Regions from separate parts of the Homo sapiens genome. Here region 2 is linked to region 1. The links are chromatin contacts, found by Hi-C or POLR2A ChIA-PET in ENCODE. All regions are on one chromosome and are shown on one strand. The core of a region is the stretch at or near the end of the contact, and the rest is flanking DNA. Distances in the headings are between cores, read along the strand shown. Region 1 overlaps MAN1C1 (mannosidase alpha class 1C member 1). Region 2 overlaps MAN1C1 (mannosidase alpha class 1C member 1).

What was found. Hi-C counts contacts between places; a loop is a spot of excess contacts on that map. ChIA-PET counts read pairs that join two places held with the same protein, here RNA polymerase II (POLR2A). Pooled maps may share reads with other maps.
Region 2: a loop to region 1 is called in a pooled map, with 2.9 times the contacts of the local background. The contact joins two enhancer-like sites. A Hi-C loop is called at or near these places in 1 of 37 single-sample maps with no recorded cell type and 7 of 50 pooled maps. POLR2A ChIA-PET finds 5 or more read pairs at or near these places in 6 of 52 experiments (AG04450, OCI-LY7, WTC11 and 2 more).

The regions. Positions count from the first base shown.
Region 1 is chr1:25,656,446-25,662,561 of GRCh38, reverse strand. All of the region lies in intron 1 of MAN1C1 (mannosidase alpha class 1C member 1), which reads right to left. Among named protein-coding and RNA genes, the nearest start is that of MAN1C1, 43 kb to the right of the region's middle. Within about 2 kb of position 3,246, at least 16 of the 41 ENCODE cell types and tissues checked have a DNase peak (open chromatin) inside an H3K27ac peak, as active enhancers do.
Region 2 is chr1:25,740,248-25,746,363 of GRCh38, reverse strand. All of the region lies in intron 2 of MAN1C1 (mannosidase alpha class 1C member 1), which reads right to left. Among named protein-coding and RNA genes, the nearest start is that of SELENON, 57 kb to the left of the region's middle. Within about 2 kb of position 2,708, at least 25 of the 41 ENCODE cell types and tissues checked have a DNase peak (open chromatin) inside an H3K27ac peak, as active enhancers do.

The DNA.
Region 1 (6,116 bases), core at 1,997-4,496:
GCACGCCATGAGCATTATTCTGGGGAGGAACGTTTATAGTTTTTATCAGGTTAGCAAGGAGTCTGTGACACGAGAAAATGTTAAGAATCATGTATAAGCTGTAATACAAACTGCTGTGCTCTGTTCTAGAGGTCTCTCCACAGAGGAATATGACTACACAATGGAGGTGTTGTCTAGCCGCACCTTGACAAATGCTGAGGAGTCTGGATTCACTTGCCTGATGTCAAAGAATGAAGGCTCGTTCTCCAGAACACCCCTGAGGCTTCTCACACCATCTCCCTCCTCCACTCTCAGTCCTCCCTGCATTTGCTTATTCAACAAGGTTTTCCTGAGCATTTCCTCATGCCAGGCTCAGTGAACAGGACAGACATGGGTCCCTGCCTCCTGGAGCTGACATTCTTGTGAGAGAGATAGACATCAATCAAACACAAAAACAGATGCAGAATTATAAACTGAGGTCAATTATAAGTGAGGGGACAACAGAGAGAGAGGAGGCTGACTACCTGCAAGGGCCTGATGACTCCAGAGAGATGGGGAAGGTTTCCAGAGCATTCTGACCACTGTTCGCTGGCCAGCAATCTGGATTATAAATTGCCCCCAAGTTAAAAAAATTCCTCAAGGGGAGAGACCGTAGATCATTTGGCTTTACAGTTTATAGAGCTTATAGCACCTGATGTGGGGTAGGACTTGTATTTGCAAAACAAATAGATGAGGGAATGAGCAGGCTATCCTGTGATATTTCTTTCATTACATATTTTTAACTCCTTGCAGGTGCAAAGGTTTCATCTTAGATCTCCCTTCAACCCCACACACAGCACTGAGAACAATTAGCAAATCATTACATTGGGAGGAGACATCCCATTTTCACGAACTCTAATAAAACTGTGGCTCTGCTTCCTGCTTCCTGCCTGTCTTCCACAAAGCCAGGCCTCAGTCTCGAGTTCCCAGCTATGCACACATCTCTGCTCAGACCCTGTGCTCAAGCTAAGCCTTGTCTCCTTTGGTGTGAGGTTGAAAGATCCTGCCACAATGGAGGCAGAACTCACCCTCGGTGGGGGAGAGCAAGACACAGAGGGGGACATTTGTGCTCTGGGGAAAAGAGGGAAGAGTTTGAAACTGCATACCATGCCGTTAACATATTTATTTTGCTTATTGTTCCTCTAACTCCACTAGAACAGAATTTGTATTTTGGGTCTGTCTTGTTCATTGCTGTGTCCCTGGTGCCTGGCACATAGTCCACACTGGATACTTATTTGTTAAATAAATGAGTCAGTGAATGAAATGGGACTCGGGCAAGACAGTAAAAGGAAATAGCCAGGAGCAAAGGCATAGAGGTGATGAAATACATGGGCCACGCAGCACAGCTGCATCCAGCAGTGTGCGGTTTAACAACTAACCCTCTGCATGTAGCTCCAACATGGGCGATGGTTGATATTTTCATGTACCTTAACAAATAAAACTGAAATTAAAAAAAAAAACAGAATTTCATGTGTTTATCAATGATGTGAGCCACTTCTTTGCTGAATTGGATGGTAAGTTTTGAATACTGTCATTTACAATGACACACTTTTGGCCAGGCATGGTGGCTCACACCTGTAATGCCAGCACTTTGGGAGGCTGAGGCAGGAGGATCACTTGAGCCCAGAAGTTTGAGACCAGCCTGGGCAACATGGTGAAACCCCATCTCTACAAAAAATAAAAAAATTAGCTGGGCATGGTTGCATGCACCTGTGGTCCCAGCTACTTGGGAGGCTGAGGTGGGAGGACCCCTTGAGCCCAGGAGTTCGAATCTGCAGTGAGCCATGACTGCACCACAGCACTCCAGCCTGGGTGATAGAGTAAGAGTCTGTCTCAAAAATGGAGTTTCAGGCCGGGCATGGTGACTCACACCTGTAATCCCAGCACTTTTGGGAGGCCGAGGCGGGCGGATCACGAGGTCAGGAGATCAAGACCATCCTGGGCTAATGCGGTGAAACCCCGTCTCTACTAAAAATACAAAAAATTAGCCAGGCATGGTGGCAGACACCTGTAGTCCCAGCTATTCGGGAGGCTGAGGCAGGAGAATGGTGTGAACCTGGGAGGCGGAGCTTGCAGTGAGCCGAGATGGCACCACTGCACTCCAGCCTAGGCGACACTCAAAAAAAAAAAAAAAAAAAAAAAAAAAAGGAATTTCACTCTTGTTGCCCAAGCTAGAGTGCAATGGCGCGATCTCAGCTCACCGCAACCTCTGTCTCCCAAGTTCAAGTGATTCTCCTGCTTCAGCCTCACGAGTAGCTGAGATTACAGGCATGTGCCACCACGCCCAGCTAATTTTGTATTTTTAGTAGAGACGGGGTTTCTCCATGTTGGTCAGGCTGGTCTCAAACTCCTGACCTCAGGTGATCCGCCCACCTTGGCCTCCCAAAGTGCTGGGACTACAGGCGTGAACCACCACACTGGGCCATATATAAACACTTAAGTTTAATCTGATTAGCATTCTCTCTATCACTTTCCTAAGTCTAGGCAATTATCAAAACAATAAATCAAACCCAAGTTTATAGTGTTTGCCAATTTCTGTGGCAAACAGAAATATTCCCACCAGGGCTGATTTAGAGCTACCAACATGATGTCACTGAACATGGATTTGGTGTGGGCTGCGACATATCATTATACATAGATACAACAGGTGAAATAGATAAATAATACAGTAAAACAATCAGGAAGGGATGAGTTTTGAGTATTGGCTACCCTTGTTTTTAATTTATTTAACTATAATTTTATATAATTTGTTTTTAAAGAATGGCTATTATTAACCATTGGCACACAACATTTCTGAAAATTTAACAACTGGCTCTCAGGAGTCATCCCTGAGTGCATCCTACAGGCAGACCAAGCCTTGCTTTGGGCACTGGCAAAGCTGGAGTCCAGGAGATTCTGCTTCAATGGACTCACCTGGGACTGCACAATTAGAAATGCTAGAAAGAAGCTACATCAATGTTTGTACAACATGTAACTTTTATCACTAAAAAAGAAAGATTTCTTTTGAATTATATTTTAGGCTCCATAATCTCCCCCAGGTTTAGGGATTCTAAAAGTCATGTTCTGGCCACATCCCAGGCCTGCTCAGTTCCTGGAGGGAAGAGCTTGAGAAAGAGGTAGCCAGCACTGTGCTTTTTACATAAGGAAGTATGTAATGTAGGAAACTGCAGTCTGAGGACCAAAGCAGCAGCTCCCTGGAGGTCATCCAGGTGAGACGTATTTCTAGGTCTGACGTAAGGGTCGGGGGCAGAGCCAAGGCTGCTACAGAAATAGAACTGTAAGCCCCAGGGAGTGTGGGGAGATAACCCTGGAGACAAGCCACCTAGAACCAAACAGCCTTGACTCTGAAGGCTTCCCAGGATGCTGGCTCAGCAACAGGACAAACCAATCCCCAACCCGAGTCACATCCAAGTCCCAGCTGGGTACAGCTGGGCTTAGATCAGGGAACATCCGAGGCAGGCGGGTGCCTTCGCAGCTCCAGTCCTTCCTCAGCCTTGCAACAGCCTCCTGCTCTTCCCAGTGCATCCCCTCTGGGCAGCAGGCTCAGGCACGACGCAGGGGTGTCTGGCAGGGCCAGGGCCACTGATGCTGCTGCTGGCCAGGACTGAAAAATGCAGACTGCAGGCAACATAAGCAAGCAGGACAACCCCGCTCAGATTGTGTGTGTGTGTAAAGTTTGATGGAACTGCACGGGCTGGGGGCGTCTGGGGAAGTATCTATAAGTGGCAATCGGCTGAGCAGCTGGGAGGAACTTCAGAGAAGAGACAGAATATTAAGAGGTGAGTTTGGGGCTGGGCGCAGTGGTTCACGCCTATAATCCCAACACTTTGGGAGGCTGAGGAGGGCAGATCACTTGACCTCATGAATTCAAGACGAGCCTGGGCAACATGGTGAAACCCTTGTCTCTACATAAAACACAAAAAAAATTAGTCAGGTATGGTGGCATGCGCCTGTAGTCCCAGCTACAGGGGAGGCTGAGGTGGCAGGATGGTTTGAGCCTGGGAGGCAGAGGTTGCAGTGAGCTGAGATGGTGCCACTGTATTCTAGCCTAGGCGAGAGAGCCAGACCGCGTTTAAAAAAAAAGAAGCAGCAGCAAGTTTGGATGTGTCTCCTTACTAGGCTCATTCCAAGCCTGGGGCCACCTGCCTTCACTCCCCATGAAGCCTCGAGTCCCCTCCCACTCATGCTAGCCCTTAGGGTCTATGGTTTGGGATAACCAAGGGCTTCACTCTAGATTCATAGCCTGGCTCCAGGTTCACAACCTGACACTGCCACTTTCAAGCTGTGTAACTCTGGGCACGCTGTTTAACACCTCTGAGCCTCAGCTTGCTCACCACTGTGAAGGTGAACAGTTTATGGGAAAGGCCCACCCTCTGCAGCAGTCACTGAGTTTTGATTTTGAATTTCTAATATCTACTAGGCCACCCTGCACAGGACCAGGGGCTCCCAGAGAGCAGGAAAGGTGGTCTCATCTTCAGACAGGTCAAGGCCAGGGGGCAGGGCAGCAGGCAAGGAGATGGTGTAGAGCACCACAGGGCCTTGGCTGGAAATGCTGAGGTTGGTGAGCCCTGAAAGTGAGCAGTGGTCCGGCTGGTGGGTCACGCTGTGTGTGTGTCCATCCACTTCCTTCCATCCACACACAGGCTCAGCCTGGGGTTCATATCCCTGGGGCCTCAATGCAGAGCAAGCAACTCACTAAGAGTTACATGGGTGTTTTCATTCTAGTGAGGATGATATATACAAGGCGCTGGTAGCCAGTAATAACTTACTGAGGCCAAAGCCCCCATGGGTAACAGGGCATGACAAAAGGTTCCCATGTTCCCAGGGCCTGTCATCTTGTTTGTCTATGGCTCCGGCTGTATCAATCTCCTTTTTGTGTGTTTGTCAAAGGGCAGCCCCCAAACCCCCAAATGGGACATAAATAGAACTGAAGTACAACAAGCTACTATATTCTCAGCACAGGGAGTGTGAAGCCCTTAGTCTTAAAGTGACAAATGGGTAGGAAATTATTTCTTGCTAAAGAATAATGAGGAGCATAAATTGCTTCTGTGTGCGGATGATTCACTAGAAGGTAGGCACCTCCGGCTGCAAGAGGAAGGCACCACCACTTCAAGCCTCAGGGCCACGCTTCATGGCTTTCCCCCTACATCAAGCACCACCACCCAGCTGCATCCTGGCCAGGCTGGCCTGATAACCCTTGCCCTTCCTTCTCCCCAGCCTCTGGGGAAGAGGCACTGAGAAAGGCGTGGGGAAGGGCAGTCTGCTCAGTCTGAAAGCTCCTTTACTCCTAGAAAAGGGTTTTCAGGACCCAGAACTGTGCCCTGGGTAATGGTAAGCATGGCTGTGGCAGGCTCTCCTTAGAAGGCTGAGGGCCCCAGGCAGGAGACCTTTCCCCTGCTTGGTTAAGACCCAAGGTTGGGGCTGGGCGCGGTGGCTCACGCCTGTAATCCCAGCACTTTGGGAGGCCAAGGAGGGTGGATCATGAGGTCAGGAGATCGAGACCATCCTGGCTAACACGGTGAAACCCCGTCTCTACGAAAAATACAAAAAATTAGCCGGACATGGTGGCGGGTGCCTGTAGTCCCAGCTACTCGGGAGGCTGAGGCGGGAGAACGGTGTGAACCCAGGAGGCGGAGCTTGAAGTGAGTCAAGATCGCGCCACTGCACTCCAGCCTGGGTGACAGAGCAAGATTCCATCTCAAAAAAAAAAAAAAAGACGCAAGGTTGGTCTATCTTTCCATCTCTCTCTCCATCTCTCTCCCCTCCTTGGCTACTCCCTGAATAGCAAACCTGAACAGCTAGCAAGATGCCAGCTTGGGCAGGACCCAACATGTGTCTTCTCCTTTAATTTTACTTCTAACAGCACTTTCAAGTGAACCACTGCAATTAAGCAGGCTTAAGCACAGCCTGACATACAGCAGAAAGACACACACAGAAGATTAACCACAGAAGGTAGAGACCCCGGAAGGAATTCAACACTCAGGCTTATTTATCCAAACATGAAGCTGACCCTGTAACATTGAAGAAAGTATTTCAGTGAACACTTGGGCAAAGCACTATCAAAGCAGGCAACTCAGCCGCCCAGTGCAGGCGCCAAA
Region 2 (6,116 bases), core at 1,459-3,958, 84 kb before region 1:
CAATCAGCCACCCACTTTTCTCTGCTTTGGCATATAAAAATCTTTGTTTGTTTGTTTTTGAGACAGGGTCTTACTCTGTCACCCAGTCTGGAGTGCAATGGTGCGATCTCGGCTCACTCCAACCTCTGCCTCCCAGGTTCAAGCGATTCTCCCACCTCAGCCTCCCAAGTAGCTGGGACCACAGGTGTCCACCACCACGCCCAGATAATTTTTGTATTTTTAGTAGAGATGGGGTTTCACCATGTTGGCCAGGCTGGTCTTGAACTCCTGGCCTCAAGTGATCCACCCACTTCGGCCTCCCAAAGTGCTGGATTACAGGCGTGAGCCGTGAGCCACCTCATCCAGCCTGGCATACAAAAATCTTTTTTTTTTGGAGACAGAATCTTGTTCTGTCGCTCAGACTGGAGTATAATGGTGCTATCTCAGCTCACTGAGACCTTCATCTCCTGGGTTCAAGCGATTCTCGTGCCTCAGCCTCCCAAGTAGCTGGGATTACAGATGCATGCTACCACACTCAGCTAATTTTTGTATTTTTAGTAGAGAGTGGGTTTCACCATGTTGGCCAAGGCTGGTCTCGAATGCCTGGCCTCAAGTGATCTGCCTGCTTTGGTCTCCCAAAGTGCTGGAATTACAGGCGTGAGCCACTGCACCTGGCCCAAAAATCAACCGTGCCAATCCTCTGTCTCTTCAAGATTAGTTGTAGCTAATAGAGGGTGAACTATGGCTCAAATATAAAATAGGATACCATGCAGTCATCCACGCAGGTGAGGTCGACCTGTGCCTATTTACCTGGGGAGACATCCACGGGATCTTTTTCTTTCTTTCTTTCTTTCTTTTTAAGTAAATTGCAAATAAGAAAAAAACACAGTATAATTCTTATTGTACATCAAAGTGTAAGTGTACAGAACTAAGTCTGGTATGACCCACTGACTACCTCTGAGTGCCGGGATTACAGGTGCCTTTTGATTTCTTCAGCTCATGGGTTACTTTCTTATAACCAGAAACTTATTTCCATTAAAAAAAAAAAAGGAAAGAAAATTTGGGCAAAGAAACCAAACAAATACACAAAGTAAAAATTTGCGGCCATTCTCATTCTAGTGCACGAACCAGCTACGAGGCCTGGCCCCTACCACTGGGCATCAGGCACCTGTCCTGGGAGTAAAGGCTGAGATAAGTGCAAAATGATAGTTTTCCATCCCATGAACCAGACAGAAGAGTAATGAGGAAGACACCCTCTGGCACAACCAGAGCCTTTTGCACTCAGTGCAGAAAACTGTGAAGGTGGAGGGGAGGGAGAAAGGGACATGCCTGCTACTATCTGAAAGGCTTCCTGAAAGAGGTGGCGCCTCCCATCAACTCCTTACAACTATGGAGTCATTGCAGGCAGCAGTAGTTTCCTTTAGGGACCAGAGTGTAACCCTAAGAGGAGTAATTGTTCCTTCAGTGTCCTCCCTGCAGAGGCTGAAAACATTGAGAGTCACAGGCTCCACCTTCCGCAGTGGAAACTCTGGAGCCTGTTGAGCCCACTTGAGTCTGCAGCGTGGGCTTTGCGGCACCTCCTGAATTCAGAGTTAGCCTCTAATCTCCTTAATGAGTGCTTCCTAACTGCTCACTTGTGTTGACTGAAGGCAGAGAATCCTTCTGAAATTCACACACTTAACCACCTCTCTAGGCTGGGCAAGGTCTGAAAAAGGATACAGCCTGGAAAAAGAATGGAAGTGAGGGTGAGAGGGAGGGAGAAGTTAGGAGGAAGATGAGGCTGGAGGTCAAAGAATCTATTACCAGAAGGGAGGGCCCGCCAAGGAGGGAGCAGAGGGCTGGAGGCACCCAGCCCTGTGTCCTGGGATGGGCTGGAGGTCGGAGAATCTATTACCAGAAGGGAGTTCGCCAAGGAGGGAGGAGAAGGCTGGAAGGACCCAGCACTGCGTCCTGGGATGGCTTCCCTGTTTGGGCTGAAGTGAATTTCCAGAATGTCAGCCCCTCCCATGCTTAAGAAGTGGTAGGAAAACACATCCCAAAGCCAAACAGACTTGATCCTTTGCCGGTTCATCCCAGCTGCTTCCCCTGTAGGTGGCAGGGCTGAACAGAGTTCCTGGCCCGTATTCACCCTCTCGAGGTGCTCAAGCAGGGAGGCACTGAGGAGCCCAGGCAGACTGAGCAAAGCAGATCGTGCCCAGCACACAGGGTACAGGCCTGGTGTCCATGCTCCTGGCTGTAGCTCAGGCCCCTTCCTGTTCTATCACAGGACCTCAAACCAGACGTTTGAAGGGCCTGGAAGAATCTGGGGGATCCTGCTGCCCCTACCCCTTCATTGTCATAGATGAAGACCTCAGAGAGGGGATGGGACACACTCAAGATTAGACCAAGGGGGGACTGGCCCAGCCCCAGGCCAAGTGGAATGTGTTTTCCACGCATCAGGCATTGCAGGGCCGCTCAATTCTCTGTGAAAACAGTTGCAGATCTGATTGCTCACCCCACCCCACCCACTCTGATCAGTTACGGATCAAGAGAGGCCCAGGCCGTATGTCCTTCAAGGCCAGGGGAGAGGCAGCCGCAGTGTCTGATTTCTGAATCCTGCCTTGAGCTCCCTGGTGTTTTCACCCCATGCGCCCTTCTTCCTCTAGATCAGGCTGGGAGGGCAGCCAGGACTCCTCGTGACCAGCTCTGCCCCGTGACGTCCCTGGGGACGCTCTATGAGGCCAGCTGAGAAAGCAGCTTGCTAAGAGATTTGTTGGCAAGTTCCTGCCCCTGCTCTCAGGCTCCTGAATCCTTCTCTTGGTTGGTCTCCCACCCCCATTCCCACCTGGCACATGGCTGAGCTGCAGTCCAGCAAGGCACTTACTGGAAAGCCTTTCATTCCAGTCCAGAGGCTACTCAGCGGTCAGGCTGGGCAGGAGAGAAGGCCCTATCCTGAATTCAACCCTATTTGCACCTGCAGCCACCCTGGGGCAGCTCCCCAGGAGGAAAGACACACTCCCTGTTCAGTAAACAGACCATGATTTATACACAAAGAGCCAGCTTGGACGCTTCCCTAGGGCTGTGGCTGGGGCGGGCTCCATGTTGGTCCACTTTCCTGTTCCAGTTCTGAAGCCATGGGGTTCACCCCTTCCTGCTAGTGCAGAAGGCAGTGAGGTGTCTTAGAAATAATACAGGCCCAGAAATCAGCAGCCCCGCGTTCAAATGCCGCTATGAGCCAGCAACACATCTGCTCTAAGCATCAAAGTTCTCATCTATAAAATGAGGTTAAGACCACTGGACCAGGGCACTGGGGAGCCACTGCAGGTTCCTGAGCCAGGATAAATACATCACATACACACCTGGCCTAGATACATCTGATAAATACAACCTATATGCTTGGCACAGACTAAGTGCTTGATAAATCAGTTCATTGAACCGATTGTTCATCAGTTCTGGGGTCCCTTAGTTCACCTTGAAATAGCAGCCTGGCCAGGGAGTGAGGAAGGGCAACGAGGTCAGGGAGACCCTCTTGATCCTTTCCTTTGGGAGGGTTCGGACCTTTGGCTACTGAATAAAGCCTTTGCAAGGCAACCTCACACATAGCTAAGAGGCTGGCTTTGGTGTCAGGGAGATGTTCAAATCCTGGCCTCTTATACCCTAGCTGTGCAATAGGGCAAGCCATTCTACCTCTTTGTGCCTCGTTTCCCTCATCTGCAAAATGGCGGTGACACTAGGACCTGCCTCATAAGGCTCCTGGGAGGGTTAAATGGGGTAGGTTGATGGACAAGGGCTGGCATGATAGTGAGTACATGTGGCCCTCCTTGCCCCTACTGGCACTGGGCAGCCCCTCCACAAAAATCTTCTTGGGTCAGTGAGGCCTTGGGGTGCAACTACATTCCCGGCCCTCTCTCTCACCCTGCAGGGCAACGTGAGCGTGAGATTGCAGCTTGCAAAAACCCTTGGCCCAACTTAAAGGAAAACCGCCCCACAGGTCCCATCTGTATCTGCTGCCGAGGCCATCACTACCTGATCTGGTTGTGTAGTTGCCTCCAAAAGGGTCCTCCTATCTCCAAGACCCCTTCCCTTTACCTCTTATTCACTCTAAAGCCAGATCCAACTTGGGTCTCTCCCCAAGCTCAGGAACTGCCAATGGTTCCTCAGTACCCATGTAGGAAGGGGTGCAAGCTCCTGCTTCCATACCTTGGCAAGTGTGGTCTTCTCTGCCAAGAAATCTTCTCTGTGCATCTTGGCATGTTCAACACTAACATGTTCTTCAAGGTCTACCTCCCAGGGGCAGCCTGAACTGGTTCCACTAGCTAACCTCTTCTTGCCCTGAGAGTGCCCACAGCACTTTCTTGGGCACCCACCACTACCTCCCTGCACTGTGGGGCTTTGCCTCCCTAACTAGACTGTGAGCCCCTTGAGGTCAAGGGTCCCCACTGCCTCTCTCATACCCCTCCCCACCAACCTTCCAGCCTTGTCTCCAAGCATCCCAAAGGTCAGAACCCCCCAACCCAAATGGGCCACTTGCCATTCCCTCCTTACATACCGATACTTTTATGACTCTTCTACAGACTCTGCCAGAACTGCCTTTTCCCATCCCACCTTCTCCTGTGGAAATCTAGGGCCCACCTCTAATGGCTCATTGCCCACAAAGCCATGCATGCAATCTCACCCTCTGATGTCCGGCTTAGAGCCCTTCTTCTGTGAGAGGGTCTTCCCCAGCCCCAATGTCCACATTCTAGGCCCCTACACTGTGCACCTCCACCTCCCCCCATTCTCATCTCATGCTAATGGACTCATGCGTTTCCCTGTCCCTGTCACTTTATAATAGTGGGGACTGTAGTCTGCATCTGTGTCCTCCCCACAGTGGGACGGCAGGAGGGCAGGAGCCAGGCTGGTCTCCGGGTGTCACGGATCCTGGCTCCTTACTGGATCTTGGCCTTCAGGCTGCCATTCTTCCTCTTGCTTCTCCTTCTACCCTGGGATGGCTTCTTCCCAGTCTCCTGTGCTGGTTCCTCCCCATCTCCAGACCTCTAAAGACTGGGGTGCCCTGGGGCTCTGCCTTTGGGCTTCCTTTCTGTCCTCCCTCATTCTCTTAGTGATTTCAAATCTTAAAATCCATCGGCCAGGCACAGTGGCTCACGCCTGTAATCCCAGCACTCTGGGAGGCTGAGGCAGGCGGATCATGAGGTCAGGAGTTTGAGACCAGCCTGGCCAACATAGTGAAACCCTGTCTCTACTAAAAGTCACATATCCAACTCTGCATGCATGTCTCCACTTGAAGGTCTTTGGGCATCGCATGTTTCACTGTCTGAAAGCCAATCCCATGCCTTCCTCCAGACCTGTTCCTTCCAGTCTTCCCCATCTTGATTAACACCAATGTCCTCCTCCCAAGAGCTGTGGCCCCCAACCCTTGACCCTGTCTCACACCCCCTCATCCAGTCCTGCAGCAAATCCTGCTGGCCGTCTCTGCGAGATTTCCAGACACTGCCCACATCTCACCTTCTCCGTGCTACTGCCCTGACCCAGCTACCTCCTCTCTCTTGCATTTATTCCACTGGCTTCCTCCCCGCCCCCTTGGCATCTACCCTTGCCCTTCCCTCTTCCCCGATCCACCCATCTGTCCTCAGCGTTGCAGCCAGAGAGATTTTTTAAAAAATTCAAGTCAGCCGGGCGCGGTGGCTCACGCCTGTAATCCCAGCACTTTGGGAGGCCAAGGCGGGTGGATCACGAGGTCAGGAGATCGAGACCATCCTGGCTAACACAGTGAAACCCCGTCTCTACTAAAAATACAAAAAATTAGCCGGGCATGGTGGCGGGCGCCTATAGTCCCAGCTGCTTGGGAGGCTGAGACAGGAGAATGGCATGAACTCGGGAGGCGGAGCTTGCAGTGAGCCGAGATAGCGCCACTGCACTTCAACCTGGGTGACAGAGCGAGACTCCGTCACAACAACAACGACAACAACAACAACAACAACAACAAAAATTCAAGTCATATCATGCCACTCCTCTGCTCGAAACCCCCCATGGCTCCCATCTGACTGAGAGTTGAAAGCCTTAGTCCTTCCCGTCCCTGGGGCCCTGTGATCTGTCCTGGTTCCCTCACTGCCTCTCCTCCTCCACTTTGGCTGCACGCTGTCCCTTCAGCCTCCACT